Regions from separate parts of the Homo sapiens genome. Here all the other regions are linked to region 4. Evidence: chromatin loops called from intact Hi-C (ENCODE). Cell type or tissue: B cell. All regions are shown on one strand. Region 1 has its middle 89 kb from the start of UPP2. Region 2 overlaps ACVR1C (activin A receptor type 1C). Region 3 overlaps CYTIP (cytohesin 1 interacting protein). Region 4 holds the start of ERMN (ermin).

Evidence for each region. Hi-C counts contacts between places; a loop is a spot of excess contacts. Peaks named below come from ENCODE experiments on the same cell type or tissue, not always from the same donor. Only the 100,000 strongest peaks of a DNase experiment are listed, where the experiment ranks them.
Region 1: a loop joins it to region 4, with 19 times the contacts of the local background. A loop is called at or near these places in 15 of 110 quality-filtered maps.
Region 2: a loop joins it to region 4, with 10 times the contacts of the local background. A loop is called at or near these places in 24 of 110 quality-filtered maps.
Region 3: a loop joins it to region 4, with 4 times the contacts of the local background. A loop is called at or near these places in 9 of 110 quality-filtered maps.

Annotation. Positions count from the first base shown.
Region 1 is chr2:158,008,537-158,016,536 of GRCh38, forward strand. It overlaps a transcript of UPP2 not described here. Among named protein-coding and RNA genes, the nearest start is that of UPP2, 89 kb to the right of the region's middle. In B cell, CTCF peaks have their summits at 1,893 (motif pointing left) and 2,094; a DNase peak (open chromatin) is centred at 1,945; H3K27me3 peaks cover 374 bases.
Region 2 is chr2:157,593,225-157,601,224 of GRCh38, forward strand. The region is part of intron 1 of ACVR1C (activin A receptor type 1C); the gene reads right to left. Among named protein-coding and RNA genes, the nearest start is that of ACVR1C, 32 kb to the right of the region's middle. In B cell, CTCF peaks have their summits at 4,381 (motif pointing left) and 4,584; a DNase peak (open chromatin) is centred at 4,357; H3K4me3 peaks cover 427 bases; H3K27me3 peaks cover 844 bases.
Region 3 is chr2:157,417,677-157,425,676 of GRCh38, forward strand. It overlaps CYTIP (cytohesin 1 interacting protein), which reads right to left. Exons shown (of 8, transcript NM_004288.5): 7 at 847-913. Among named protein-coding and RNA genes, the nearest start is that of CYTIP, 22 kb to the right of the region's middle. In B cell, no CTCF peak of the experiment used is centred here; DNase peaks (open chromatin) are centred at 15, 735 and 3,395; H3K4me3 peaks cover 991 bases; H3K27ac peaks cover 7,047 bases.
Region 4 is chr2:157,323,955-157,331,954 of GRCh38, forward strand. ERMN (ermin) reads right to left here and starts at 1,870. Exons shown (of 3, transcript NM_020711.3): 1 at 1,448-1,870; 2 at 716-808. The coding sequence starts at 1,688. RefSeq lists an enhancer at 1,754-2,303. In B cell, CTCF peaks have their summits at 3,769 (motif pointing right) and 3,968; a DNase peak (open chromatin) is centred at 3,777; H3K4me3 peaks cover 370 bases.

The sequences.
Region 1 (8,000 bases), 680 kb after region 4:
TACTGGCACAATGAAATGGGTATCCCGTTTCCCTAAAGCTAATGACTTTCTAAAGCACTTGACTTTCCTACTGTAAGATTAGCACTATTATTTCCAGGCCAATCAATAGGCATAACTCCAAGATTAAAAGCAATTTGGATCATTATTCTCTTTTCATTACATATTCATTATTTTCTGTTTGAATAAGACCTGTAATCAGTGTTATTTACCAATCTTTATGGCGAAATTTTAAACTACTGATTGTTTCAGTCTTTGCAGGTATTAAATGCCATTTCAAATATCCTTTCAATAATTTTGTAGTTGCTAATGAAGTCCATTTTCCCAGATTTTTCAGTCCACTGAAAGAACATTGAACCCCCAAGAGTCTTTAAAAGGTATTTGTTGTTTAATTGGTGGCAGCTGTTCCTTAGAAAGTTACCTAAGTATATAAAAGTGCTTTTTCTCCCCTCTTTAATAGCTTTTTATCACCCTTTAAGGGTTATCCTTGAAATACATGCAGACTACATATGATGGTCTCCTGAAATGCTTTGATATTGCAAATTTTAAATATTATAATTCTAACACATGCAAGAAATTATAGGACAGTACCCTTTAATTTTGGATTTAATTACTAAAGCTTTAATGAAATATATTCTCTTGGCTTTCTGGCTAGATTTTTTCAGGAAAAGTTATTAGTTTATTGTAGTTAATTCTAAAGCATGTACATTCTGAATTACTTGAATACAACAGTTTTTCTGCTTTGTCCTTGAATTCTTTCCAAAAATCATAAGGTATTGGATACACACAGTAATAGCAGATTTGCTTAAATGTCGCTATTAATCCAGTTTATAACCCCTAACATTTTGTACAAGGAATTTCAGAAAGAAACCCTTACATAGACATCTAATGTCCAGAATAACCAGAGCCAAACATAATGATTTTACAGTTGAAGGATAGCCAAGACGCACATTTTCTGAGTGTGGTTTTACTGGGAGTCTGTGTGCAGATGAAATATGGCTTTTAAGAACATAATCTTCATGGAAAAGGCTTTTCTTGTCATAGCACTGGGCTGACTTTCAAGCCAAGGTCAAAGTACTTTCTGCAGGTCTATTTTTAGGTTTCCCATTTCTCAACAGAAGGCTCCCAGTTTTGAGTTAGCGCAACGCAGACTGGACTGTGCCCTAGAAGGAACAGGAATGCTTCCTCTTTGTGGCTTCCCCTGCATCTACCTGCAGACTTCTTGCTTTGCACAGCTCCAGGGTGAATGGGCATTCTCCTGCGGGCTGCCTTCTGTGGTCATCTTGCCCCAGCAAATGCTGTAGTCTCTCGTAAGGCAAAGGGCTATGCAGGGTTACTTTCCTCTTGCTTCTTTTGGATTTTCTAAAAACGTGGCTACCTTACATTATTGCTATTAATCAAGAATTTTCCAGATCTTCAAACTGCAAACCCAAGGGGGGAAAAATGAGGTCAAAGTGATTTAATTTAGATTGAGGTGGAAGACACCAGGAAACGAGTATGTTAATCAAATATATCAAATGCTATTTCTTTGTCTTTGAAATTGAATACAGAGGACATAGAAGTCTGTAAATAAATTAATAAATTAATGCATGTATTTTGGTTTTATGTTATGGCTTTTCATCGAAAGCGACAGAAGAATGAGGATGAAGAAAACCCGGAAGAAAGACAAGCAATCAACCTTGATATAGGCGGAAAATATCTACTATAATAATTATGTATCACTTTCCCAAAAAGGAACACTAGATTGTTAAAAAGAGTAATCCCTGAATTTGTTATAAGTAGTGCTTTGATTTTATGAATATATGTTCTTAAAATATTTTCCTTTCCTTATTTTCTAGTGAGGAAAGATTTAAATATCCTATCCTGGATGCTGGAAACTGTTGCATCCTCTTCCCGCCAACCATTAACTTTTACTTCCTTGCATAACAGCCCCATCTTGTGGTTGTTTGTAAATTTTCCACTAAAGATATGTTGCATTTTCACAGTTACGGGCATAAGTGGAATCCTCCCTTTTACCTTTCCTAGTAGGCTGAATCAAATTAAGCAGGAAAGAAGAACGGGTATGCATGAATTCAATTTAAAAGGCCAAAAACTGGTGAGGGAAATACAGGGCAGGTATTCAACAAGGATTGTTTGCATTAATGTTAAGTGAAGGCACAGTTATATTAATAGGTAAAAGGTAATACAATGAGTTCCCTCCAATGAGAGCATCATTAGCTCCCTCTTTTTCTTTTTTTTTTTTTTTTTTTTGAGACAGAGTCTCGCTCTGTCACCCAGGCTGGAGTGCAGTGGCACAATCTGGGCTCACTGCAATCTCTGCCTCCTGGGTTCAAGTGATTCTGGTGCCTTAGCCTCCCTAGTAGCTGGGACTACAGGTGCACGCCTCCATGCCCAGCTGATTTTTGTATTTTTAGTAGAGACGGGGTTTCTCCATGTTGGCCAGGCTGGTCTCGAACTCCTGACTCAAATGATCCACCCACCTCGACCTCCCAAAGTGTTGGGATTACAGGTGTGAGCCACAGTGCCCGGCCTCCTCCCTCATTATCTTAATAAAGCTTCTGATCTGGCACCTGTCTGCTTCACTAGGCCAAGGAGGCTTACCAGAGCTCATACAGAGCGCTGCAATTCCAAACCCTTGTGCTGGGGAACACCCTTTGGTTTCACACGGCAGAAATACAATAGGAAATAGCTTCAGAAGAATGCGAAGGTAATGACTCAGGTAACCAGACAGCCAGAAGGACAGAGGAAATGGGTGATTCAGAAAGACCTGACACAGGGTTCTGAATGCCAGCAGGACTCTTTCTCCCTCCTGCGTCTCTGAGTGTTTTGCTCATTGTCTTTTTCCCCTCTGCTTCTTTTCTGGCTCTTTACAGTTTCCAGGCTCACATCTGGGCTCATGGCTCTCTAACTGGAGAGAAGGAGCCCTCCTTTCCCATAAAGTTTTGAAAAAAAGCTAGGGAAGAAGTCTGATTGGCTTGTTTTGGGCCACATGACCACCCTTTGATCAATTGCAATGGTCAAGGGAGCTAGGCTCAGCTTGGGTAAGTTGTCCACCACTGAAGGGAACCAATCACTGTGGAGGAGGATGTAGGGTCATGTGAAAAGATCAAGTTTTCACACAGAACACTTGTCTGGAGGGAGGGAGGGAGGGAAGGAGCCATTTGTTTAAAGAAGGAAGAGATGAATAAACCAACTTGGCTAATTGAAACAAACAGACTTCCTCCTTTCCTCTCCTGTCTATGCCTGGCACATCACTCAACAAATATTTGCTCGATAAATGAAAGATTTTCTAATTGAATAGAAGATCCTAGGGTAGGTGTAAATGGTAGTGGGGTGGGGATAGGGGTGTGTTTGCTATTTCCTGGAGCTGAAGAAACCACAAGGTTCCTTTCCTTCTAAAATTCTGGGTTTTTCCACTCCCTGGCTATGGCCGTATATGGTCTCCCCTCTTGCTTAGAGCTTACACCAAGAATGCTGGTTTTCATCTACTTGACTCAGTGAGCATCTTTTTTATCCTTTGGGTATCTTCTCCTCTGCGGTCCTGCCTTTAGTGTTTGCATGCTCACTCTCTGAGCCTCCCTGTACTCTCTGCCCGCATAGACCAGTACATGTAAGCCTTTTAAAAAAGAGTTTGATTGCTAATCACTCTGAGGAAAAGAGAAAATTTTAAGAACAGAATAAGCATGAGGAAGTTTCAAAGGTTCAATAATCTTTCTGAATTGTTTCTACCTTTTTTTTTTTTTTTTTTTTTTTTTGAGAGGGGGTCTCCAGTTGCCCAGGCTGGAGTACAGTGAAACGATCTCGGCTCGCTGCAACCTCTGCCTACCGGATTCAAGTGATTCTCCTGCCTCAGCTTCCCGAGTAGCTGCGATTACAGGCACGTGCCACCACACCTGGCTGATGTTTGTATTTTTAGTAGAGACGGGTTTTCACCACATTGGCCAGGCTGGTCTCAAACTCCTGACCTCAAGTGATCCACCCACCTCGGCCTGCCAAAGTGCTGGGATTACAGGTGTGAGCCACCGTGCCTAGCTGATATAATTTTAAAATTATGAATAACATTGTGATAAATTATCTTGTGATATTTAACCACATCTTTGATCCTTAAAAGAGATTCCTGGAAACAGAATTATTAAAGCATACAAATATTTTTATTATAAATTTATTTATTTCCCTCATTATACCAATTTTTAGAAAATACTAATACATAGAAGAAAATATAATTTATGAAGTCACTACAAGGAGATGGTAACTATTTTGTTGGATCATGTTTTTATGTGTACATATACTTTAAACAAAACAATAATTACAAAGACACTTTAATAATCTTTATTCACTTAAACTCAAAATAACTTATTACTAAAAATTTTAAGTGATGATCTCATACCCTACTATATGGAGAAATATTATAATAAAATTCATCAATGCCCCATTGTTGAATATTTAGATTGTTTCGAATTTAAGCTATTGTTATTATTATTTTTTTTTTTGAAATAGATTCTTGCTGTTGCCCAGGCCGGAGTGCAGTGGTGCAATCGTAGCTCCTGGCCTCAAGCAATCCTCCCATCTCAGTCTCCCGAGTAGCTAAAACCACAGGTATTGCCACCAAAACTGGCTAATTTTTTTAAAAAGTTTTATTTTTTGTGGAGATGGAGTCTCACTATGTTGCACAGGCTGGTCTCAAACTCCTGGCTTTAAGTGATCCTCTGACTTCGGCCTCCCAAAGTGCTGGCATTACAGGCATGAGCCATCACACCTGGCCAATAATTCTTTTTCATGAATTTTAATGCACATATCCAACGTGGACATGAGGATGCATTAAAGGGGCATTATAACTCTTACAGCTTTAGGCATATGGGCATCCATTTGTGCTCTTGCCTGGGCTTTACCAATGTTAGGGGTTGGCCTGGCTGCCAAGGCCCAGGTATTTAATTCTAGATGTGGAAAGGCTTGGGGAAGAGGGGATTAGTAAGATGAGAAGACAGCACATCATTTGTGACTTTTTCTCTCTTGCTCTGGTAAAATGTAAACAGAAGCAAAACCTCAGGTTGGGAAGCCAGCAGTGTAATTTGGCAACTCACTCGGAAGAGATGTGTTTGATGAGGAAGAGGTGAGATGATGGATACAGAGTTCCTGCGTGGCAACAGGCACTCAATAAATAGTTATTTTTCCTGAGAAGGAGAAGGGCGAGGCACCTTTACATATCTGGACAAAAACACCTTTAAGCAGCAGTAAAACCTAAAGGAAGAACAGCACACTAGCACATGCAGATGAAGGAAAGAAAGCTTTGTGCGGCTTGCTTGTGTGAACGACAAGCCCAGGGGTTTTGTTTTCTTGTGTTTACGTAGGAAAATCACAGACAGGGACTTCCCAAGAGACTGTTTCTCTTAGCCACTGTCTGCTCCTAACAGTTACAAGAACTGTTCTTCCTCCCACAGCTGTGGCAGAAGCCTGCTTCTGCAGGGTCTCTGATGGGGAAGAACTGAGCTGTTTAGGATTGAACTGCCCACCTACTGTTAAGTAATGTTCTGTCTGTAACACAGGATTTCCACTTAGGAAAATGTGCTGTACATTTGGCTGCAGCATTTACTACGCATCTGCTTTACAAGCCTGTTCTGCAGCTCCAAGGCCTAACTCCAAACTGGCAAATGGTCTCTGAAGACTGCCATCAGAAAGAGCCAGGCCAGAGTTGGGATGGGGCAGGGTTAGCAACTAGTCTACTAGGAGGTCTGGTGGAATCAATTAGGAAAGTTAAGCAGGGGAGCTCATCAGCGGCTGATTGCCTCTCCTAGAACAACCCCAGCTCGCAAATACTCTCCAGAATCATTCAGGGAGCAGTGGGTCTGTAGAACTGGCCCTGCTGCAGTATTAAGCTGGAAGGTAGTAAATTCTTCTTATGGGCTTCCTTGAATCTGAGCTAAAGCCACAATTTCCTTAATAGTTTTCCAATAGCACTCCATCTCTTATTAAAAAGTACAGTTAATCTGGACCTTCCCTCCCACTCCCCTGTAATGTCAGAAAAGAAATGTGTTTCTGAAAATAAATGCTTCTTTTGCTGCGTGGCTATATTTCTTCAGGACTGTGGTTAGCAAATTGCTGCTGCACAACATAAAACCAAGCAATGAAACATAAGACATATGCCTTCTATAATACACTACTGATTAATACAGCTATTCTCTATCAAAAATACAAAAAGAGCCCCACCCAAATAGAGATCATGCCAACTTCCACCACATCTTCTCCCTCCACCCCATAACAAAACACCCAAATCATTCAGTTTCCTAGGGAAATTTGGTTCTAAGCAACTCTTGAATCACAAATTACTTTTGAAAATGATGCTTATATTCCAAAAGAATCCTTAGATTCTATGGTGATAGATTATTTTGCAATGCCTAGCCATTCTGATATGTAGGAAGCAGAAAACTTGGTCCAGCAACAATAAAGAGAATAAAATTACCTGTATTCCTATCCCATAATACATCTTTTGAGCACAATTTAATTAATCTTCATTATGATCATTAGAGAAACTAACAGATTTAAAATTATAATTAAACAAAAACACACAATGTCAAATTTACCATCTTAACCATTTTAAAGTATACAGTTTAGTAGTGTTAAGTATATTCACATTCTTGTTAAACAGATCTCCAGAACTTTTTATCTTGCACAACTAAAACTCTATACCCATTAAACAACAACTTCCCACTCCCCCTTTCCCAGCTCTTGGCAGCCACCACTCTACTTTCTGTTTCTATGAATTTAACTACTTCAGATACCTCATATAAGTGGAATCATACAGTATTGATCTTTTTTTGTGACTGGCTTATTTCACCTAACATGATATCCTCAAGGTTCAACCATGTTACAGCATGTGACATAATTTCCTTCCTTTTTTAGGCTGAATAATAATCCACTGTATGTATATGCCACATTTTGTTTATCTATTCATCTGTTGTTGGATATCTAGATTGCTTCTATTTCCTAGCTATTGTGAATAGTGCTGCTGTGAACATGGATGTGCAAATATCTCTTTGAGACTCTAGTTATATACGGATGTGGTTTTGCTCTGTGTTCCCACCAAATCTCATCTTGAATTGTAATCTCCACGTGTCAGGGGAGGGGCCTGGCGGGAGGTGACTGAATCATGGGGCAGACTTCCCCCTTGCTGTTCTTGTGATAGTGAGCTCTCACAAGATTTGGTTGTTTGAAAGTGTGTGGCACTTACCCCTTTGCTCTCTGTCTCTCTCTCCTGCTCCACCATGGTAAGATGTGCCTGCTTCCCCTTCAACTTCCACCATGATTGTAAGTGTCCTGAGGCCTCCCAGCCATGCTTCCTGTACAGCCTGTGGAACTGTGAGTCAATTAAACCTCTTTTGTTCATAAATTACCCAGTCTCAGGTAGTTCTTTATAGTGGTATGAAAAAGGACTAACGCATATACCCAGAAGTGAAATTGCTGGGTCATATGGTAATTCTATTTTTAATTTTTTGGAGAACCACCACACTATTTTCCATGGCAGTAGCCCCATTTTGTAATGCCACCAACAGTGCACAAGGGCTCCAGTTTCTCCACATCCTCACTAACACTTGTTTAAAAAAAAAAAAACTAACAGATTTTTTTTTTAAATTACTTTTTCTTGATGTCAATTAAGAAAATATTTCTAAATTGTCCCATTTCATTAAGACTGTCTTTTAGTGCCCATTGTGTTTATTGAATACTTTATAGGGATCAAGTTGTCTCATAAAGGGCTCACCTTTCATAGAGGTTTATGGATGACTTATATTAGCAAAAAAAATTCTTGTGAATTAGATGATTTTTTTTTTTGAGACAGAATTTCGCTCATGTTGCCCAGGCTGGAGTGCAATGGTGCTATCTCAGCTCACTGCAACCTCCACCTCCTGGGTTCAAGCGATTCTCCTGCCTCAGCCTCCCAAGTGGCTGGGATTATAGACACCCGCCACCAAACCCAGCTAATTTTTGTATTTTTAGTAGAGACAGGGCTT
Region 2 (8,000 bases), 270 kb after region 4:
TCTGACTACAAAAAAGAACCAAATTTGTTGATCCGCATTTATGTGCTATTCTTATTAGAAAGCCAAATATTTATTTGGCAAATATTAGGTGTTTTGAATTAGACAGTATTCTCAATATGTTGGTTACATATTACTACGTTTCCTTTGTTTGGAGTCTATATGCTAAAATTAACCAGTGCTTAACATAAACATCTGACATAAACTCTTTCTTCTTTTCCAGACATTAGTTTATTCAATTTCTCTAGTTTTAGACCAGGCTATGAAACACAAAATATTTTTTTAATTCAGAAAACTGTCTCAGATTTGACCTGCTGAATATGTAATCTTTTCATCATTTGCAGGCTTCTGAGTTAACAAAGGGAACAATTCAAGCTTTTCAGTGTGCTGAATATGAAAAGTACAGCAGCAGGAAAGAAGCCAGGAAAACTAGCACTAGCAAATCTGAAGGAAAGCCAGACAGGGTCAAAGGAAATCGGGCAAAGATCTAGCTTCCTTTTCTATTCCTTGTCAAAATTTTATTTTCTTGTCATGTGGTCATTTCAAAGCATTTGCCTTTCTTAACAGTAAGGAAAAACAGAAAAAAGAAAGAAAGAAAGTAGCATTAATAAAATATGGGCAATATAAATGCAAACTTTTTTGGCCAAATGAGCTTTCAATAAAGATTCAGCTGGTAGAAATACTACTTCTCAGGCTGCAACCAAAAAAATTCAGAACTCCACAAATAAGGGAAAACATCCATCACAAAGAAAAACTGTTCCTTTGCACAAAGTAGCAATTACGTTCCCTGTTAAAGAAGGCCTCACCCTTAGAGCTGAGAAGGAATGAAACCACCCTACCAACAGAGATTCTGTCCAGGAGAACTGCTTAAACTTCCAGCTGTAGGGCTCAATTTAGTTAGAATTCAGCATATTGTAAATTATTAGTACTAACCATTTGGAATTTTCTCAGTCCAAAGGCAACACTGACTGACACTGGAGGTTTTAGTTCACCTGACCACCAGCCACCTGAGACTTTAGACATGTTCCCCAATCTCTCCAGATCTTATCTTCCTCACCTGTAAAATGAGGAGGTCAAGAAGCAGGCTAGAAGACTTCTAAAGACCCCTCCAGGTCTATAGTCCTCTGCTACTCTGAACTTGTGTCACAATTCTCAATATAAGTGACTTAAGGATTACCTATGATAGATGAAAAGAGAGAATTGGTGTTGGGTATGTGAACAGGATAGGTCTGTGCCCCCAAATTCACACCCTGCTATTTCAGTGGGTGAGAGAATTCTACTGGTTTATAAATCAACAAAACATCTCTAATTAATATTAAAAATTGTTTATCCTGTACTATATGTATTACATGATAATTGAATGTTCTTTCCAATATCAGCATGAAATTTGGGGGCGATGGGGGAAAAGTGATAGAGGCCTGAAAATGTTCATAGCCTCTCTGAGTTATGTGAGACATCCAGAGACTGTTGATGAGTCCCTCAATCTTAGTGTCCACAGGATTACAGAAATAGTATGCAAGACCAAAAGCGACTCAAAATAGCACCACACTTCAGCAATCTGAATAGTCTACATTCTACTAAGTAGATATTAAAATGTTTCCCAATAATATTTCAATGGCTGACAGCAATTAGAGCTTAAAACTGGCTAGAAGAGTGTTATTTATTTACTTACTGCCTCAAAATTTTGAATACATATGGAAAGGACACGTATGATGGCACAATGTCATAAAGCTTTTAGTGCAATTTAAAAACTTAACAGGAAAATTTCTCAGTTTAGCATTTCTGCTTATCAGCGTGGTGATTAACTGAAATTTTCACCTTTCAAAGAAAGCTTTTTCCAGAAATACCATGAATAACCTTAGCTGCTAAGCTCCTCCAGTGTGGGACAATTATTAATCAACCATAAAGGGATACAACATAATCAAAATGGTTCACGACAAAATTATTTGTGTGGATTCTCTTAAAACATCCCTTTGAAAGGATGAAAATGCAGGATTCTTAGATAGGAAGATGGCAGTCTTCTCCTTCCTGCCTTTGGAAGGCAAGGCATGAGTGGGCAACAGGCTAGCAGGGGTAGCAGTTGGTGATAACCGCTCTTGGGTACATAGCAGTGTCTCCAAGGCTGAATCTTTGTTTCCTTAGGGAGGATACAGACTACCTGGAGTCCTCTGGCCCAGTTTAGACTTTGCAGCCATGTAGGGGGAAAAAACAGACCCTATTTGAAGTGTCAAAGAAAAGAGTATTCCCAATCACAGGACACATTTCCTCTGCTAATCACATATAATCCTTAATTTGAAAGGTTATTTTCTTACCCTGGCAGCCTAAATGGTTCCACATCAAACTGTTCCCCAGTAATTGGGGTTTCTTAATCTATTGTCTCCTGCTTAGGAGAATATTGGTGTTTAATGGATTCCAATTACATTTAGAATAAAGCAAAATCCACAATCATTATCATGACCTGATAGGCTAATAGTCTGGGTTCTTCCCACTCCTCCAACCTCATCTCTCATAACTCAGCCTTCCGGAGCACTGGTCTCCTTTTCACAGCTGTGATATAACAAGTTTCCCACCTCATGGCCTTTGCTCTTCTTGTTCCCTTTGCCTGTAGTATTCTCCCCTTTCTTCTCATTCTCCAGGTCTCAGCTCAAATGTCACCCCCTCAGAGAAATCTTCAGTGACTCCCCTTGCTCAAGGATCTGCTCCCCATCCTTCCTGCTATGTATCACAATCTGTAATTCGCTTTTTAATTGTATTAGACCCACTAGAATGAAAACTTCATGAGGGCAGGGCCCTTCTCCTGTTTTATCTACCATCACATCCCAACGTTTAGAATAGGGTCTGTCAGTGCGGTAAAATCCAATAAAGATGTACTGAATTACAAATTGTAGAAAACTGCAAAGTACAGAAGAAATTTTTGTCCATGCTATTTATCTCTTGGATGAATTTTAAAGTTTCTTCTCAATTTGAAAGAGGTTTTTATAAAGATATAGAATAGAACAGAATAGAATAGAAATAGATATAGAAATCCTTTGTCATATGTGTTACATATAGCTTTTCCCACTTTCATATTTATTTGCTTTTTTCCTAACACATTACCTTCATTATTTGGGGGGTGGGGGGCAGAACGATACTTGCCCCTTGACAAAAAGAAGTCAAGTAATACACATAAAGAAGGAAGTAAAATAAAATACATCACTCCTAATCCCATAACCCCCGAACCACTAATGTATACAACTTCTCCAAATATTACTCCGTGGAGTTTTACACTAGATATGCATAGTGATGTTCTCATTAAAATCCAATAACATGATAGACATAAACTGTGTCTATCAATATTTTACTCTGCAATTTATTTTGCTTTAAAGCTTAGAAAATCTCCCATCCAGATATTTTCTAAATAGTCAATATTTTCTTCCAATTTATGATTTGTTTTTTAGACACTTAAATATATATGCAATTTTGATATGGATCATCCAATTCATAGCTAATATACAAATCTCCTTGACAGTAGTAAATGAATTACTTTATGGCAAGTCTTTAGATAAGTTTTTAAGATCATTATTTAAAGAGTACTTTACTACATGCCAAACTCTTTGGCAAAGAGTCAAGGCAGGGAGGGAGGGAGAGAGGAGAGAGAAAAGACATGCACTAAAGGAACTTGGCCTTGTAGGTTAAAGGATGTTAGGACAGTGTGGTAAACTGAGTCAGGGACACATGTAGGAGCTGTGAGCTGCGTTGGGACACAGAGGTGGAGCACTACTGAATCCGGCTGGGGCTGCGGGTAAGGGACGGGGCAGGGGCGGGAAGGTTTCTTGGAGGTGAATCTTGAGAAGCACACCTGTTCAGCCTTCCTGCCGTTCGGAGGACGAGTCCCAGCCCATCCTCTCAGTAGTCCTCCAAGACGGTCCAGACAGCACCCACCAGCCTGAGGAAACCGCGGCAGTCCTCCCTCACCAGGCAGTGTGGAAATACCTCCTGCTGCGACGCGGCCCTGCATGTGCATTAACCTGCCCCCACTTTGTCAACGGGTTTGGTAACACTCACTGCCCTGATGGAACTCCATTCCCGGTCCCCAGCGCGCTCCCCACCCCAAAAAGGACCTTGGCACCCCGGCCCGCCCCCGGGGAGCTCCCCTTGCCTGGACTTGCAGGTTGGAGCTCGGAGCCCTCCCCCAGAGCAGCGGCCAGGAGCTTCCGCCTCCCCTTCGCCTGATGAATTTGCGAAGGGACACCCTGCGGTCGCCGGGATGCCCCAGCTTTCCGCTGGACCTTGGCGCAGTGAATTCGGCCCCGACGACAGCTCCCGCGGGGCTCGGCCACCTGCCCGACGGCAGCGCAACCCCCAGGAGACGTTCTCCGACGGCTTCCCGGCGCACCCGGGTACCATCTAGTGGCAGCAGAAGCAGGAGGCAGGCTATTTTTTACAGAATGACCTCCACTCCGGATTAGCATTTCTCAAGCATTTTTAAAACCTGTGTGTCTTTAAAATAATCATAAAATGTCGCACTCTCGATTTTCTGTTATTTGAAATTTTAAAATAAAATGCCTTGTCTAGAAGCAAATCAATGCAGTGATGATTTGATGACGCTTTTTCATTTGGAAATAGTGGCCCTCCACTCGTGAACGCCCTTAAAGATCACCATTCTAGCCCGGGAGGATTTGCTAGACCGGTATTTATTGAGAGAAATCTCTTATTTGAACCAAAAGATTCCACCTATCCAAATATTGCCAGTGAAGTCTTTCTAAATTGTAAGAAGAAATGAGAAACTGATAATTAAGCCCCTAATGTGTATTATAATTTGCATATTCACATAGGTCCTATTGGTCTTATAGCTGTTATATTTATGCTCACATAAAATCATACCTGATAATGGTGGTTACCAGATTTGGAAATTTCACTGACCAGTAAAATTTCAAAAATAATTTGGGGACCCAACCAAGGGTTACACCAAATTTTTGTGTTGTCAAGGAAGAACATTGAAAAAAAAAAAAAAAGCATCCTCTATTACTATGATTTCAAAAAAGAAGTCAATTCACATGATTTAATCATTTCATACTGTATACATATCAAAACAACACATTATACCTCATAAATATATACAATTATGATTTGTTAATTAAAATATTTATTAAAAGAATAAAAATAAAATAGCTCACATTAAAAAAAGAAAAAAGAGCATTATACTACCAATCAAGAAAGTAAAGACATAAATCCCAGAATTAAGGTCTGACTTTACCAAAATCAAGGCTATCTTTTAAAAATTTCAAATGTGGATAAACATAATTGTATTTTATAATGTTACATTTATTTTCTTTTAATAGTTTTTTTTTTTTTTTGAGATGGAGTCTCACTCTGTCACCCAGGCTGGAGTGTAGTGGCACAACCTCGGCTCACTGCAATCCCCACCTCCTGGTTTCAAGTGATTCTCCTGCCTCAGCCTTCCGAGTAGCTGGGATTACAGGCGCTCACCACCCACCAGGCTAATTTTGTATTTTTAGTAGAGGCAGGGTTTCCACCATGTTGGCCAGGCTGGTCTTGAACTCCTGACCTCAAATGATCCACCCATCTCGGCCTCCCAAAGTGCTGGGGCTACAGGCGTGAGTCACCTGCCCAGCTTTAACAGTCTTTTTCTAATACAAATTATTAATCTGGGGGTTGACTGCATCAGAAAGTGGAGCTGAGTGTCCAAGCTGTTATTATTCCAACCTATTGTGTTAACAATGAACGGCCATACTCCACATGGAAATGTTGTCTCAAGTGGAAGGGGCAATTTTCTGTAGTGCTATTTTTACTCAATATGGAATATTCTGGAAACTGAAAAAAGCTGAATAGGCCGGTCGCGGTGGCTCAGGCCTGTAATACCAGCACTTTGGGAGGACGAGGCAGGCGGATCACGAAGTCAGGAGATTAAGACCATCCTGGCTAACACAGTGAAACCCCGTCTCCACTAAAAATACCAAAAATTAGCCAGGCGTGGTGGCGGGCGCCTACAGTCCCAGGTACTCTGGAGGCTGAGGCAGGAGAATGGCGTGAACCCGAGAGGGGGAGCTCGCAGTGGGCCAAGATGGCGCCACTGCACTACAGCCTGGGCTCAAAAAAAAAAAAAAAAAAAAAAAAAAAAAAAAAAAAAAGGCTGAATAATAATAGCCACCCACTCCAAGCTACAGAGAAAGCTAATAATGGCAGACCAGGTGTCTAGCTAACAAGGGACATCTCTGCCCACGGAACAGGGCTGTTGAGCTTTCCCGGCTCAACAAGCTCACTCTAGATAAGATGTTCACCTGCCAGAAATTCACTTGGCAATGCCTCCATCAGTACTGGAGCACAAATCTTAACACTGTATTTGATCAGCCTGCACACTTTGGTCTATTTTATAGGACTTGGAAGATAGTATGCGTTTTTTGAATTAGTACAGTCTTGGGTTCAATATATTGTTTGTCAAATCTATGATTTCCTTGATGATTAACTCTGGATCAAGAATACACCATACACTTTAAATATTGTTTCCATAGGAAATGATTACCAATTATAATCAACTCCTGAAGGATACTATTTCCAGCAATATCTTGCAGTGATAAGCAGGGATTACTACTCTGTAGCATGGAGAGGTGAACCTGTGTAAAGAAAAAACACCACAGGATCCCTAATCCAGTCCAGGGCATTTAGGGAACAAGTTAGGAGACTTGGGGTTCTAATCCTAGTTCTAGTAATATGGCCTCTGGGCCTCATGTGTTCAACTGATCTGTTTAAGAAAGAATTCAATTAGATGATCTCTAATGTGCCTTTCAGTTGTAACGTTCTATAACCCCAAAAGCAGAAGGCATCAATGGCCACCATCCAGTATCAGAAAGAGCAATAGGAGTGACAGCATACCCAGAAAACCAAGTTGTTGCCCTAGAATCACAGTTGAGGAAGAAAACTGTTCAGGAGAATCATGTATTCTTATAAAGACTGACATGAATAATCAGAGTTCATATTTTGGAGGTCTGTTAAGTCACTGAAATCTAGTTTTGTGTTTTCAGTCTCTATTAAAGTAGAGAAGATAGCAACCAAATGAGAAAAGAGCAGAGTTCAGTGATGAAAGGAGGACATGGCATACTCAATCTATTTGGGAAATATGCCATGAAATACAAAAAATTAACGACAAAAAACATTAAGTTCCAAACTAAAAGCTAAGAAAGCTCTGACTTGTTAAAAGGAAACAATTAAAAGTAACCAGTAAGTAATAAACAATTAATAGTCATATTACACAGTTACAAGATTGAAGAGATAGAAAAAGACAGAACTATCTGTCTCAAGTTTAGAATGAAAGTAGCAAAGAAAATTGAAAAGGTAAAGTCCTCAAGGGTTCTCAGGGGCTCACTTGTCAGAAATTTTTACCACAATCCACAGTTACATATTTACATATGATCAGATATGATAAAGAATAGATAATTCTCAATGTAGAAATAAAAGGAAACTATCCTAAATAAGAAGCTGATCTAGCTAAAAATAGAGTGGCAAGTTCAGAGTTGAAAAGGGAAGAGAAGGACAAGTGATTTGGAAGGATCTTTTTGTTTTATTAAGGCCGATCCTAGCTGAGCATCTTTCCAACACTGACCATGAGGCTCAAAAGTTTACCCTGGATACTATGAGGAATTCATATATTGTGCAAACATAAAAAGGGCGCATCACCTACCCCTCCCTTCAAAGAATATGGGTGGGAAAGGGAGCTGATGAATGGGGAGCACATTTTTAAAATCCATAATGCTTTTTAAAAATATAGTTCTTAGACTTCTAGGAATTGTCATAAGTATTTCAGAAGGTAGGTTACCGGCCGGCTGCGGTAGCTTGCACATGTAATTCCAGCACTTTGGGAGGCTGAGGCAGGTGGATCACTTGAGGTCAGGAGTTCGAGACCAGCCTAGCCAACATGTTAAAACCCCATCTCTACTAAAAATACAAAATTAGCCAGGCTTGGTGGCAGGCTCCTGTAATCACAGCTACTCAGGAGGCTGAGGCAT
Region 3 (8,000 bases), 94 kb after region 4:
AGTTTCAAACACTTCAATTTAAAAAAAAAAAAACAGAAGTTCATACCAGAACTCTAAGCCATAAATTAGTGACTAGTTAAGGATTAAATTGTTATCTTTTTTGGTAAACAAATTGATTATCACTTTTAACAGATATTCTAGGTTACAGACTTAAGCTTGGTGCTATTTAAAGAAGAGATAAGCTATATTTCACACCCACGTAGTGGTTTCAGTGAATTATTTGTACACAAAAGTTCATTCCTTTGGTTACATCTATCATACAACAAATAGCGAATTAACACATTTTAAACTCAACCCTTCCCTTAAAAATGCACTCAATGGCAAGAGCTATGCATTTACTGTTGTATTCATCTTACGCATTTATGTCTTTGTCTTGGGGGCCATGAAAAAGAATTTCTCTGCATAAATGCAACTTATGCAATTTAAACAAAAGACAGGAGCTCTACCCAATAAGTGTGCAACCATTCCAGCTTTAATAGCTTCTAAAAACTATACAGCCCCTTAGCCGTGATTGTTTTCAGAAATGTAATTCATTCACTGAAGTAGAAGGAAAGTTAGGCAATCTTCCCCAATGATTTTCTAAAATCTCCAGGTGCCTGTTTTCGAGCATGTGCATCTGTGTGCATGTGCATCTGCGTCATGATACGCAGTAGTGGATCTGACTTGCCTTACCCCTCCTCCAAATACAGCCATTCCAAAGCTCATGCCAAAGAAACACAGACCCATTTCCTTGACCAGCACTAGACAAATTTTTCTTATAATGATGATAATCTTAAACCAACTTTGAGGCAGAAATACTGAAAGAAGTAATGTTAGTGTGGTTTCTGAACAGGAAATTGCATTTACCATGAAGCAGACGATGTTCCTGTAACTGCAGAGATCTGTACTCCACCCATTTTTGTTTCAAAGTTTGCTGTGAGATTAAAAAAAAAAAAAAAAAGTTTTTATTATTAGGAAACCCCAGTGAAGCTAGCAATTTAATTCTAGGTGTTGAGATTTGTCATTAAATTTTTTACCTTTCTTTCTAGTACTACCATTCCATCTCATCCATTTAAAATATTTTTGCTGTATAAAAGGAGGATATTGAGAATACTATGCCCTCAAAAAATAATCTAGTAGTACCAACAAGCTTTCTTTTAAAAAACAAGAAAAACAATAAAATATACTTTTATTTAAACAATTATTTTAATAAGATTATTTGGGTTTGTGAAAACGTACTTGCTGTTTAGGCAAGGATTTATACTCTAGGATTCCCACATCTGTAGGATGAAGACAATAATAGAGCCTAAACCCCAGAAATGTTATGAGGATTAGATGAGTGCATAGATGTAAAATTTTTAGAACAGTGACTAGAACTTAGTTAATGCTCTACAAATATCACCATCAACATACAAGCCCAAAGACCTCCACCTCCCGGGTTCAAGCAATTCTTCTGCCTCAGCCTCCCAAGTAGCTGGGATTACAGGCACGCCCCACCATGCCCGGCCAAATTTCTGTCTTTTTAGTAGCGACGGGGTTTCACCACGCTGGCCAGGCTGATCTCGAACTCCTGACCTCGTGATCTGCCTACCTCAGCTTCCCAAAGGGATTACAGGCGTGAGGCACCGTGCCTGGCTTGGACAGCTATTTATTTTCCACACAAAAAAGGAGAACAGAACTATCTGAAATGCTTCCTTAGCGGGCTAAACTTAGAACACTGCTAAGCACCCTAACTTCTTAACTGCCTCCCTTCTTGGCTGCCCCAGCACACGAGAGCTGAGACCCACAGTGGGAATTAAGTAGCTGCCACATGGGTCAAGACAGCACACAAGTCTTGGCCTATCCCACAGAGGGGACTGAGGCAATGGCAATCTAAAACAAACCAGGCAGAAGGCATCTGAAAAGACATAGCCATAGGCTCACTGTCTCCCATTATTTATTCTCTACTGTTCCCCTTCCTTTGCAAATTCAGGTCCCTATAGCAAGCCTAGCAAGTGGGCACAGCTCAGGTTTGCCTGTGGACTCTTAGGCCAAAGGAAAGACAGCCTAGTTGAAACAAGCAATCCTTGCCACAAAGCAATCTGCAAGGAGTAGATGAAGGCTAAAAAGGAAGAGGCAAAAAATGTATATTTGGAGAAGGATTAAAGGAAAGAAAATAATAAAATTGCAAGAACGTCATTAAATGCTTAAGAGGAACATGGCTTGTTCCTCAGTCTTCAAAGATTGAACAATAACTGGGCAGAATTTTCCAAACTTTGATACTAGTAACAATTAACAGCAACCCTTATGGTTGCCAATATAAAATCGAGCAATAAATCAATCAAATGCTTGACTCAATCAACTTCTTGTTCTTTCTGTACCATAATATAGTCTAGACTAGCTTTAATACTGCTTTGAGGGCTGAGGGCAGTGGCTTACGCCTGTAATCTCAGCACTTTAGGAGGTTGAAGTGGGAGGATTGCTTGAGACCAGGAGTTTGAAACAAGCCTGGGCAACATAGTGAGACCTTATCTCTACAAATTTTTTTTTCTAATTAGCTGGGTATGGTGGTGCACACCAGTTCTTAAGAGGCCGAGGAGGCTGGGCACAGTGGCTCACGCCTGTAATCCCAATACTTTGGGAGGCTGAAGCAGGTGGATCGCCTGAGGTCAGGAGTTCAAGACCAGACTGGCCAACATGGCGAAACCCCATCTCTACTAAAAATACAAAAATTAGCTGGGTGTGATGGCAGGCATCTGTAATCTCAGGTACTCGGGAGGCTGAGGCAGGATAATCACTTGAACCTGGGAGGCAGAGGTTGTGGTGAGCTGAGATGGCACAATTGTACTCCACCCCAGGCAACAAGAGCAAAACTTTGTCTCAAAAATAAATAAATAATTTTTTTAAAAAAGAGGCTGATGTAGAAGGATCACTTAAGCCTGGGAGGTTGAGGTTACAGTGAGCTATGATCATGCTACTGCACTCCAGCATGGGCAATAGGGTAAGACCCTGCCACAAAAAAAAAAAAAAAAAAAAAAAAAAAGGACTGCTATGCTGCCTTATTCCCAGCTTTTAACTGTGTAAATCTGTGGTTATATGAAGGTCAAAATTAGGGACGTAGGGAGTATAAGGCTAGCAAGTGCCTGGCATACATACCAACCTCTTTCATCTTTCTTAAAGAGATTTATTTCCTACAAGAGACTAGCGTCCAGTTGAGGAGCATAGGGATAGGTCAACAGTAAAAACTAGAGACAGAAAGAAGAGGAAGTTATATTTCTGCACTTACTATCTAAAAATACGAAGTCAGCACTGGCTGACTTTATATATACAGTCAATTTTTGGAAAAATACTGGTTTTGCAATATCTGATTTGTTGATTTGACCCAGTCATTTCAGTATGTCGTCACTTAAACCAAGAAAATACCAGTGTAAAGAGCAGATGTGTCAAAGTGACTAAGGGTTTTTCAACTGTAACCAAGCTTCCCTATTTTCCTTTGGGTCTGTTTCTGCCTGTGTTACTGACATCACAATTGTTTATTTAGACATATCTGAGCTCTCATTGGATGAGAACTAAAGCACAAGTGAGATCTAACCCCACTGGGCAGCATCACCTCACTGTGCCTAGTTCAGTGCCAGCTACATAGCAGCTACTCAGTAAATAATGGTTGAATGAATACGTGAAAATAATGGCTTCCTAAAACAACTCTCAGCTATCACACATTTGTTCCAAAGAAGTTTCCAATGCTTTCAATCTACAGGAGACATACAGCTGAACATTTCCATGGCACTTTAGTACTTCAATTGTGTTTTCACTGATAACATGATATTTAATTTTCATAACTTCCCTAAAAAGTTACAGATTCGAAAATGAATATTCAATGTAACAAAATATTTCCCAAGCAATATAAACCCAGTAAATAGCAGAAGTAGATTACAAACTAGCTTTCCCAGCTAGCCCATTGGATGTGCTGTTTTCATGTTGAACATTTGAATCATAGGTCAGAAGAAAGGGAATCCCTGAAAATGTGGATCAGAAAGGACCACTGTTTCTAAAGAAGAGCCCCTGGTGCAATGAAGAGTCTTTGAGGGAAAGAATGCTGACTTACACAGGATGCACAAAATAAATGTCACTGTGTGGAGGGGAAACCAGCCTGACCTTGGCTATGGGTCAGACCAAGACATTTTTGGCTCAAGAGTTAAACGGAATCTCATAATTTCAAGATTAGAAACAGGACAGACATGCAAGATAGAAAACAGAATGAAACTTAAAGTCTTCTGGATATGGAGAAGCAGAAATAAATTCTATGGCAATATATGGTTTAAATACACCTATCTGAAACACAGGTCTGAGACAGGTTTTCCGCTTAAGAAAAAAACATTGGCTGAAGCTCCATCACTGGGAAAGGAGGCTGAGAAAAGCTGATGCTGCTGGCTATGGCTCATGTAGAGCTTGTATGTTGAAAGGCAGGAATACCTAAACACAGCCTCGTGACCTGAGCCAAACAGCTCACTGAGTCTTCAGGAAAGGCACGGAAGCCCCCAGACCTGGCTCTGGATTGATAGCCTTGAAGTGCCAAGTGGGGGCAAGCATCCAGTTATCACATTGTGCTGAAGGGAGAGGCTATATGCCATGCAAGAGAAGTAGGCAATCTAAACCTCCAAACACAGATGTTTAATGATAAAAAAGATAATAAAATTGATAATTTGTGCATAGATTGTCTCTAAACAAAATGAAAATAGAAAAGTGTTCAAGGCCAGGTGCGGTGACTCACACCTGTAATCCCAGCACTTTGGGAGGCCTAAGCGAGCGGATCACCTGAGGGCAGGAGTTCGCGACCAGCCTGCCCAACATGGTGAAAATCCTGTCTCTACTAAAAATACAAAAAGTTAGCCAGGCGTGGTGGCAGGTGCCTGTAATCCCAGCTACTCAGGAGGCTGAGGCAGGAGAATCCCTTGAACCCGGGAGGTGGAGGTTGCAGTGAGCCGAGATCATGCCACTGCACTCCAGCCTGGGTGACAAGGGCGAAACTCTGTCTCAAAAAAAAAAAAAAAAAGAAAAGTGTCCAAAAAAGACTTTAAAATAAGAATTTTTATAATCCTCTGAGAGATATAATCCTCTGAGAGATCAATGTTTATAAGAACAAGAAATTTGAAATGACAAAACAAGAACAGATAGACATGAAAAAGAACTACAAGATAATAAGAAAGTAATTTTTATAACTCAATAGAAATAACACATTCTGTACAGAACAGCTAGCAAGAACATTTCTGGAGATGTTACTAAAGAATTCAGAAAGAATATAACACAAAAATATAAATAAAGACCTATGAAATAGTCATTAGGAAGCATGAAAGATAAATCAAGAAACTATGCCTAACATGAATTCCAGAAGATAATACAAGAGTGGTGTAGAAGGTATATTCCAAAAAGATTGAGTTGATAGTTTTCCAAAGCTAAAGAAAGTCTTTAAACAGAAAGAGCACTATAAGATCTACACGGTATAAATTTAGAAATGAATCCAGAACTAATTGCATTGTAGTAAAACCGTAGATCAATAAGGACAAAAGAATATCTTAAAGCAACCAGAAAAAGGATTAAAGATGGCCACAAATACTGGTTTTCTAGAAGATCCAAAAATAGAAAATCCCGTAGAGAAAGAGTTATCAAGAAAAAAAAAGAAGCATAAAAAGTGGTACAAACTGCAAGAAAAAAATGGGGGCACACTCAATTTTTGACAAAAATTTAAAACATCAGAATAATATTTTACTGTCAACTCAGTTAATAAATTTAAAAACTTTGTTAACAAAAACATAAGTCGCTAAAACTGTCTTTAAAAAAAACCAGAAATCCTGAGTAGTCTCACAACTAATAAAGTAATTGAAACAGTACATTAACAGTATTCCCATCAAAAAAGAATCCTAAAACAAAATGATTCAGATGGTATTATTAAAATTCTGCCAGAAAATAAGAAGAGGAAAACAGTCCCCAGGTCATGCTAAGAGTCTAGTAAACTTGATACCAAAACTTAAAAAGATAATCTAAGAAAATAAAATTACAGGCCAGTCTACCTGAAAAATGAAACTCTTTCAAAATCCTAAATACAATATTAGCAAATCGAACCTGTAATTACATTTACAAATTATAAATTTCAAGAATAAGCCAGCTTGGGTTTATCATAGAAATGAAATGGTAGCTTTATATTAGAATATATTTAAATTTCATTCACATATTGACAGAATTTTTTCAAATGAATAAATGAGAAGACCAGCTTAACAGATGCATAAAAAAAGTATTTGATAAAGTTTAATGGACAAGCACTATAAACACTACCAGCAAACTTCGTATAGAAGGGAGTCTCCTTAATCTGAAAGATAGCTCATTCCTAGTGGAAAAGAAATTAGGAAGAATTTCCTTTAAAATCAAGAATAAAACAAGGATGCCTACAACCATAATTTCTATTCATTGTTGTATGGTAGCGCCTAAGCTGTGAAGCAAAGTAAGAAAAAGAACCAAAACTCATTCATAACAGATAGTTATTATCTCTACAGTAAATCCAAAATAATCTACAGATAATTCATTAGAGTTATTAGAATAGATATTACTATTCTATAATTTAGCAAAGTGTTTGAATATAGTCACAGCACAGAAAAATTTATTTCACATGTCTATTAACGTCAATCAAAGCATTAGTTTTTGTAAAGAAACGATAATAAGAACAAAAAACATAAGGTACAGAGGACTAAGTCTAACAGAAGATGTATAAGACCTATATGCATAAAATTATAACTTTATTAGAAAGACTTTAAAGAAAACAACAAAAAATGGTAAGATCATCTATCAATAAAAAAACAGAATACCATATGATGTTGTTTCCTCAAATTGATATATATATATATAATGTGCAATCAGAGCCAGGAATGGTGGCTCAAGCCTGTAATCCCAGGAATTCAGGAGGCTGAGATAGGAGAACTGCTTGAGCCCAGAGTTTGAGACTATAGTAAGCTATGATCACGTTGCTGCACTCCAGCAAGGGCAATAGAGTGAGACCCTGTCTCCAAAAATAGATAAATAAAATTTGAAATCAATCAAAACACCAACATTTATTTACATATAATCTGCTTTTATAATTTATATAGATGATCAAAGGACCAAGAATAACTGTGCCCAATGTGATATCAAGATTCATTATAAATAGTTTGGGATAAACAAATTGACCCACGGATCATATTAGAAAGCCTATAAGCAAATCCATGCATATGTGGAACTTGCTTAAAAATAGAGGTTTTACTGCAAGTCAGTTGAAGGGGAAAGGGGGACTACAAAATAAATGGTACTGGAAGAACTGGTTATTCATATGGAAAAAAATTAAATTGGAATTTTCCCCATACCTCATAATATATATAAAAATTTATTCTGGATGAATTAAGGACTTAAAGGAAAAAGGAAAAATGTTAAAAAGCTTTAGCAGAAAATATAGATTACCTGCCAAAAATAATTAGGAGCTCTCTCATAGACAAAAATATTAAAGGAGTAATATATTCAAAGTGCTAAGGGAGCTAAACACCTACTTAGAATAATTCAATTACCTATCAAAACTCTCTTCCAATAGTAGCAGTGAAATAAAAACATTTTTACACAAAAATCTACTTATCCCCACAGAAGGAAGGACTATAGCAAGAAAGTAAGTAAACCTAGAGGTAAGGAGTACAATGCAACAAACAACAGCAAACATATCAAAACGAACAAGTTGGTGTATTTCTTCACTACCAGCTATAGAACAAAAATCTGTATTTTGTACTTTAAAAAAATTGATACAAATCCTCTAAAGTAAGTATAATAAGGAATATAGGGTCTTCAATGGGCATTTTAAACATTGTATGGTGCTCATGATGTTCTGGAAGAGGATGGAGATACTGAAAAATTCATACATTGGTAAGTATGTACATTAAAACTTAAGGCAAAAACATGCAAAGAATAGAAATTGCTTAAAGGCATCAAATAATGATTTGTGCAAGTTAGTACTTTATTCCATAGAATATAGC
Region 4 (8,000 bases):
TAAACTGTATGTTGGCCGGGCACAGTGGCTCACGCCTGTAACCCCAGCACTTTGGGAGGCCAAGGCAGGTGGATCAACTGAGGTCAGGAGTTCAAGACCAGCCTGGCCAACATGGTGAAACTCCGTCTCTACTAAAAATACACACACACACACACACACACACACAAAATAGCTGGGCGTGGTGTCAGGTGCCTGTAATCCCAGTTACTCAGGAAGCTGAGGCAGGAGAATCGCTTGAACCCTGGAGACAGAGGTTGCAGTCTGCCGAGATTGCACCATTGCACTCCAGCCTGGGCAACAAGAGTGACACTCCGTCTCAAAAAAAAAAAAAAAAGCTGTATGTTAATTGTAGACTTTTAGGAAAGACCCGTTTTTGAAACATTTACCTTTCACAAGGTGCACACACAGATTTGGACACACCAAATCAAAAAGTAGGGTTGACTCAGTGGACTAACTTAAGAGATAGACATCACGTTGGTATGCCAATCAGCTATGCCATTCCATGCAGCCTCAGCCTTGAACAGTCTGGAATGCTTTATAAGGTGGAACCCACAGATAAGTTAAGACTCTCTTATCTGCCTACAGCAGCTTTGAAAATTTGAAGTCATTGCCTGGATTGCTTTGTCAACCCCACGCTCATGCAACATTTCATGGAAAGACTGTCATCCATACTCAGTCAAACAATTTCTGTGTACAAAACTGTAGTTCTTGTTACCTTCTCTGAATGTCATTTCATCAGCACTAGTTTCTTGGAGAGAAAGATCTGTGATAGCCTTATGAACAATAAAGAGTTTCTCTTCTGGGTTTTCTAGGAAAAAAATATAAAATCAGTATTTTAACATTTAAAATATTTATTGTTCAACAGTTAATAAGTTATCAATTTAAACTCTAGGTAGAAGTCTTTAATTTTAAATCTGATCATTAAAATTTACTATTTCACTCTTTGGATTCATTCTTTATCAATTCAATTTATTTACTTAATGATCACTTTATTGATTGTAATCTCTCCTTTAATATTTATATAAGATATATATATAAGATATAGAACCATAAATTCAGAGAACTTCAGTTATATTTAGAAGGAAATTTTAACATTTTGAATTCTCTTTGTTCAAATAATATGGGGCTGTCCATAATCATAATAAATACAGTAGTTAACATTTAGCCAATACTTACCCTAGACTTGTAGTTATTATTATTATTCCGCCTTCTTCTAGTGAAAAAAACTCAGGCTTCGGGAGACAGAAAGTTGTCTGGGGTCACAGCTGTCAAATAGACCAGCCTGGATTTCACCAGAGGCAGAGGTTTAGTCCTTATACTATGCGTAGTAGAATAAAGGGCTACATTTTTGGGGTGTCCAGCTCATTTCGATAATAGTTTATCAAAAAAATCCAGGGTAAATTTATAAGTCAAAACAAGAAAATTAAGGAGAAGGGAAACACTTTACCTTTTAGCATTTTGTCCTCCATGGATGAGTTGAGCAGCATGTTCCCTTGTAATTTTCTTCTTTCCTCCTGACTTCCTTTGGTGAGTGCACCTTCCAGACTGGGTTCTACCCTGTAGTGTGGCAGGGGGCTGTCCACATCAGTCAATTCCTCACTGATTTTAGTGATTGTTTGTTGACCGTTTTCAGGTGGTTTATCCCCATTACACTCAGCCTGGGTAAATGTAGCCGGAACATCTGTCATGATGTGCGGTTGAATCCGATCTGGAGAGAGAGCTTTAGGGAAACTGAGTGAGTAGATCCTTGATAAGATACCTGCTCTTGCCTTCAAGTCCTATAGTTCCAACTCCTACTCTAAGAGCACAAATTATTCACTTTAGTACATAATAACAAGGTTCTTTTCCTAAAAGTATCCAGACAGAGATTAGAGCAAAAGCAAGAGGATTTGTCAGATCTGCCAGGAGCCATGAGCAAGAATCCAGCCAATCACCACCTTCTTTGTTGCTTGCCAGTTCCCTGGCAGAGTTAAAGGCATCCTTTTGATTTACATAAACAAACAATCTGAAGCAATCAGGCTTTTGTGTTGGCATGTAGAGAGGGACTTTCAGCTTGTCAGTCCCCCTCTGGGAACAGAGATTTTTGTCCCTTTTCATAATGGCCCATTGTAATTTTCCCTGTAACAGGAGCCACAATTGTCCCACAGCTTTAATCCAGAGAGAATGACCACCTTGAGGCATATTAGTTCTGTGTAACCAGCTTAACATTTCCAAACAGATTTTGTTCAAGTAAAACCTCAGCTATTTTGTAAAGGACAATGGCATTGTTTCTTATTTATTAAAAAATAAAACAGCTTATGGAAAAAACCTATAAACAGGACAACTTTACTGTAAATGGTTCTGGCTGCAGATTTGATGGTGTGCTTCCAGCAGGCTGGAGAAGGGACCTATGAAATAAACAAATTCTACCAACTTGCTAATACCAAAAGTTTTATAATTTCAGAGTAATTTACTTAGTCTATAGCTTCTTATCCTCTAGTTTATGTCTGCTGAAGCCCAGCCGATCCTTTAAAACCCTAATAAAATTATCGCCATGAAGGTTTCTCCTCCCCCAATCAGAATTACAATCCTTTCTATTCCATACTGATATTACACAATGCTGGTAAAATGTAGAGGACCAATGCAATCTGCCCTTGGGAGAAACAGGTGATTATGTTAAATGACTGCTACTGACCACCCCTTCCTTTTTAAATCTTTTTCTTTTTTGGATTTCTCATAGTACAAAATGGTTCCAGAGCCTTTGCCCACACAGCTCCTTCTATGTGAAATGCCCTTCTCTTCCTCAAGCCCAAGCCCTGGGCTGACCAGCTTCCCTAAGTTCTGTTTTTAAGCTTAAATATCATCTCCTTAACTACACTATCTCTAACCGCCAGGATTAGGACAGGACTCTGTTACACATTGTCTTTGCCCTTCAGAGTATTCTTCATGGTTGTAACTAAATAAGCAACTGCACAATTATCTCTGTAATGTCTGTTTCACCAACTGCAAACTAAGTTTCATCTGGCGAGGGGCCAGTTTAACTTGCTTACATGTGTCCCCAGCACTTAGCATCTGGCTTGGAATAGTAGCACGCAATAAAAATAATTATATATATACACATATATACACAAATAATTATATATATACACATACATAACAAGAATTATATTATATATATAATATATACAATAAATTTTATCCCCAAGAGAATAAATTTCAGATCATTTTTAAAGAGAAGAAGAATAGGTGTTGAAGAGTTGTAGTAAGCATATCACCTTTAAAAGTGTGTCTAGGGCTGAGCCCATTCAGGTCTATATCAGGGACAACACCTCACTCTTGTATAATCCCCTCTCCCTTGTCCTTGGAAGACATCTCTAATAGATCCTAGATCTCCCTCCCGCGTCATCACCAGCTGTTCTCTAGTCAGCACTCTAATTCTATGTTTGTTTGATTGTTTAACTGTTTTAACAAACGCTCATATCACACTTATTATGTGCAAGCTACTGTCCTAATTGACTCATAAATAGTAATACACTTACTCTTCATAACAGTCTTCTGAGGTAGGTGCTGTTGTTATCTCCATTTTATAGACTAGAAAAATGAAGTGCAGAGAGATTAAGGAGTTCAGCTAGTAAGGTCACAGAGCCAGCAAGCCTACTGATGAGAGTTTGCAGCACAGATGAAGCTAAGCGCCATCCCTGGCCTGTGTGCAGATGTTTCCTTGGACCAGAGATCCCACAGGGGTTCGGCATTAGCACCTTGGCAGTAGAGACAGTTGTGGCCAGGAGAGGGCAGCAGAGAGCCTAAGGCAGTCTCAAGACCTGCCCCAGAGACACCCTGCAGCTGCTGAGGATGATGTTCTGGGAGCGTCCTCCCAAGAAATTCAACTACAAGCTTACTGTTGAGAAGATATTGAGTGGAATCATATGGGAGAATGCAGAAACTAAGACCAAGCTTAGGAACAAATGGGGACATACTAGATTGTGAGATCCTTAGGGCAGGAAGTGGCACTAATTCAACCAAATGCCCTGCGATAAACACAGGAGTACAGAAATACATTAGCTCCAAAGGTCATGCCTCCAATCACTCCGTTCCCTCGGGGCTGCCAAGTACCTCAATCCAGGGACATAGCAAAGTTGAGACAGTTCAGATTCATTGTCTCTCCTACTCCTAGATTTCTATTACCCCATGGCAACGGGCACCTCATACCCATAGCCTAGCTTTTATGGGAATTCGTGTCTTTATTTTTGGATTGCCTTCTTTCTAAAACCATGCTGTGACATTTTTTATGGCCTTAAAATTATTTCAGTTTTGGAAAGATAGAGAAATGATCCAGAGTTCTGTCATCCTTGGCTAACCATGTGTTTACATTTATTTAAAAACATGCTTTTATGCTGCCCTAGGGAATAATGGAGGTCGGGTAAATGGTTTGTAACGTGTATTATTTTTTCCTACAAGTAGACGGCAACATGAGACACATTTAGCAACAAGATGAGTCTATCCAACTACTAGATAAAACATAGGCTATTTTGTTCATAAAGAGGTAAGTTGTCTCCCATTATTTGTAACAACCTATGACTTAGAAAGTATGTTAGAATTTGCACTATCATCCTTACTTCAAATACAATTGCAGAATGTTCACTGTATGAAACATGACTGTTTTATTTTATGTAGTTTACTGGATCTTGTGGCTTTTTCCTTAGAAGAATTTCGCTCTTGTCACCTAGGCTGGAGTACAGTGGCACAATCTCGGCTCACTGCAACCTCTGCCTCCCAGGTTCAAGAGATTCTCCTGCCTCAGCCTCCTGAGTAGCTGGGATTACAGGCATGCGCCTTGATGCCTGGCTAATTTTTGTATTTTTAGTAGCGGGGAGGATTTCTCCATGTTGGTCAGGCTGGTCTCGAACTCCTGGCCTCAGGTGATCCACCCGCCTTGGCCTCCCAAAGTGCTGGGATTACAGGCATAAAGCACTACACCTGGCCCCTAGTTATTATTCTTAATGCTAAAGGACATTGTACAAATGTAACCATTATTAAATCTAAAGCCAAAAAAAAGGTAATGAAAAGATTTTCATATAAGAATATAAAGAATCAAAATAAAATTATGTAAATATTCACTTTCCATTTGTCCAATACCAAATGCTTAATGTTAAGGCTATCTTAGGTCCAGAATCAGGATTTGGGGAAAAGTCATAAAATCTTGATCTTTAATCTTAATCATATGTGAAAAGCCAAGCCACAAGCTAATGTTATGGCTAAGAGATGGTCACAGAGCACTGAATAAAAACAAGAAATACATTTAAAAGAAAAATGTTGATCCTGGCAGCTTGAAGCCAATCTTAAACAAACATTGACTTACATAGTTGGGACAGGGGTATTGTTTCAATTAGGGTTGGAAGGGAAAGGCAGAACCACTAAGAGATGGAGCAATCCATCTATCAATCGATCAATTGATTGATCAATCAGAAGGGATTTGACTTTACACAATGGTGGGTGCCAGTGAAGCTGCCTCTATATGTCTGCTGTTGCATTTGATGCTGGAGCCTGAAGTCTGCAGGGCAGGAAGTTGGGAAGGGATGATGGATAGAAACTTAAAGGGGGAGAGCAAGAACAAACTGGGTTCCCAGGTATAAGCTGGACACACGGGGGCAAACTGAAACCCGCGTCGGCTCTCAGTGCCTCTGACCTTAGCGGTTGGAATGCCCTCCCAAAGAAGCCCGGCCCAGGATCATAGAAGCTGGAGGAAGATCCAGGGAGGTGGAACAGTTGCAGGCCCAGCTGCTGCCCATGCACCAGGTGAGGCAGCAGACGGGCAGCAGTGTGTGCCAGCTACAAAATAGCTGCTTCACTTCCGCCCCACCAAGCTCACAGAACAATGTTTACTTTGGCTCACGTTTCTTTTTCAGGAATCATTCAGGAAAGAAAATTCAGGGAAATTTAGTTTAGCCTAGTCAGACTGACATACAACAGTCACAATCCTACCAATAACCCATAGAATTTTCTATAAGGAATAGAGCAATGACCCAGGGAATGTGCAACCCTAAACAAGCCTGAAGAGACAGGATCATCCCAATTGGTTCACTTCAGGGATTAAAATTCCAAATTGAAGGGCCGTCCCAGCTAAAGTGAACTGTTACAGAAATACAGACTATCATAACACAACAAAATCAATCAACAGCCATATATTTTATTTCACAAAACAATAATTGCCTGCCACCTGGTATAAATCAGATTAAATTGATTATCGTGTGCCATGTTCATGCTTTCCTTTTACTTTTATGCCAAGAATGGAATAATGGCTGCCATTCTAATGATACAGTTTCCTGAAGTAAATAATGGTTTATCCCAGGAAACCAATACTGAAGTCTATGGGTAGCTCATGAGTATTAAGGGTTTAATGTAACAGAATTTCAAAATTTAACTGCATCTTACAAGAAGCATGCTTTTCAATGTTGGAGGCAGGGGAGGGGATAATTATCTGTTCTCCCTCTAAATATAAAATATTTCTTACACCTTAGGAAAGGTATATCTCTGTGGCTCTAGCATCTAGAGCCTGGCCTTCTAGTGATCCAGTGAATATCATTTTAAAGAAAAGCACTGGAAGAAACAGGCTGAGTATTTGGTGAGGATTAGAGAAGAGTGTGGCCCTGAACATAGGACCCTGTGGCCAACATGGGCTGAAGTGGAGGCTGGGAGGGAGAGTGCTGACAGTTAAGAGTCCCCTTCAAATAGAGGACAAATGAGCATTCTCATCAGTGACCCTCATAGGGTAAAGAGGAGAGATTCAGCCTGCTCCTGTGTGACCTTGGGCAAGTGTACAAATCAGGCATGTTTGGGTTAGAGATTACAGAAACCTAATTCAAAGAATCATAAACTGAATTCAATAGCTAATTTGACTGGTAAATTCAGAATTGGCTTTGTACTTGTTTGGATCCAAAGATTTAAACAAGGTCAGGCTCCATGGTTCACAACTGTAATCCCAACACTTTGGGAGGCCAAGGTGGGTGGATCACCTGAGGTCAGGAGTTCAAGACCAGCCTGGCCAACATGATAAAACCCCACCTCTACTAAAAATACAAAATTTAGCTGGGAGTGGTGGCACGTGCCTGTAATTCCAACTACTCAGGAGGCTGAGAGGGGAGAATAGCTTGAACCTGGGTGGTAGAGGTTGCAGTGAGCTGAGATTGTGTCACTGCACTCCAGCCTGGGCAACAGAGTGAGACTCCATCTCAAAACAAAACAAAAACAAAGATTTAAACAATGTACCAGGTAACCAGTCTCTTTTGATCACAAGGAAAGTGCATATTAGGAGGTACCTGGGTGGATCTGAGGGTCCCTAATGCCTCTAGCTGACTGTTGTGGGCTAAATGATGACCACCCTCAAAGATGTCCACATCCTAATCCCCAGAACCTGTGAATTGTTACCTTACCTGGTAAAAGCGACTTTGCAAATGGGATTAATTAAATTAAGGACGGGGAGATTATCCTGGATTATAGGATGGGATCCAATGTAATAATCACAAGAGTTCTAATAAGAGGGAGGCAGGAAAGTCAAAGAGAGTAGTAGAAAATGTGACACAGAAGCAAGACGTTGTAGTAATTCGAGAAGTGGTCATGTGCTAACAAATGTGAGCAGCCTCTGGAACAGGCGTGTCCAATCTTTTTGCTTCCCTGGGCCACACTGGAAGAAGGAGGATTGTCTTGGGGCACACATAAAATACACTAATGCTAGCTGATGAGTGAGAGAAAAATAATACACTAATGCTAGCTGATGAGTGAGAGAAAAAATTTTGTGTTTTAAGAAAGCTTATGAATCTGTGTTGGGTTACATTCAAAGCTGTCCTGGGCTGCATGCAGCCTGCAGGCAATGAGTTGGACAAGCTTTGCTCTAGAAACCAAAAAAGGCAAGGAAATGTTTTCCTCTGAAGCCTCTGTGTGGAGTGCAGCCCTGCCAACACCTTGATTTTAGACTTCTCACCTCCAGAACTGAATGGGGTGGTGCTGCTTTTAAGTCATGAAAT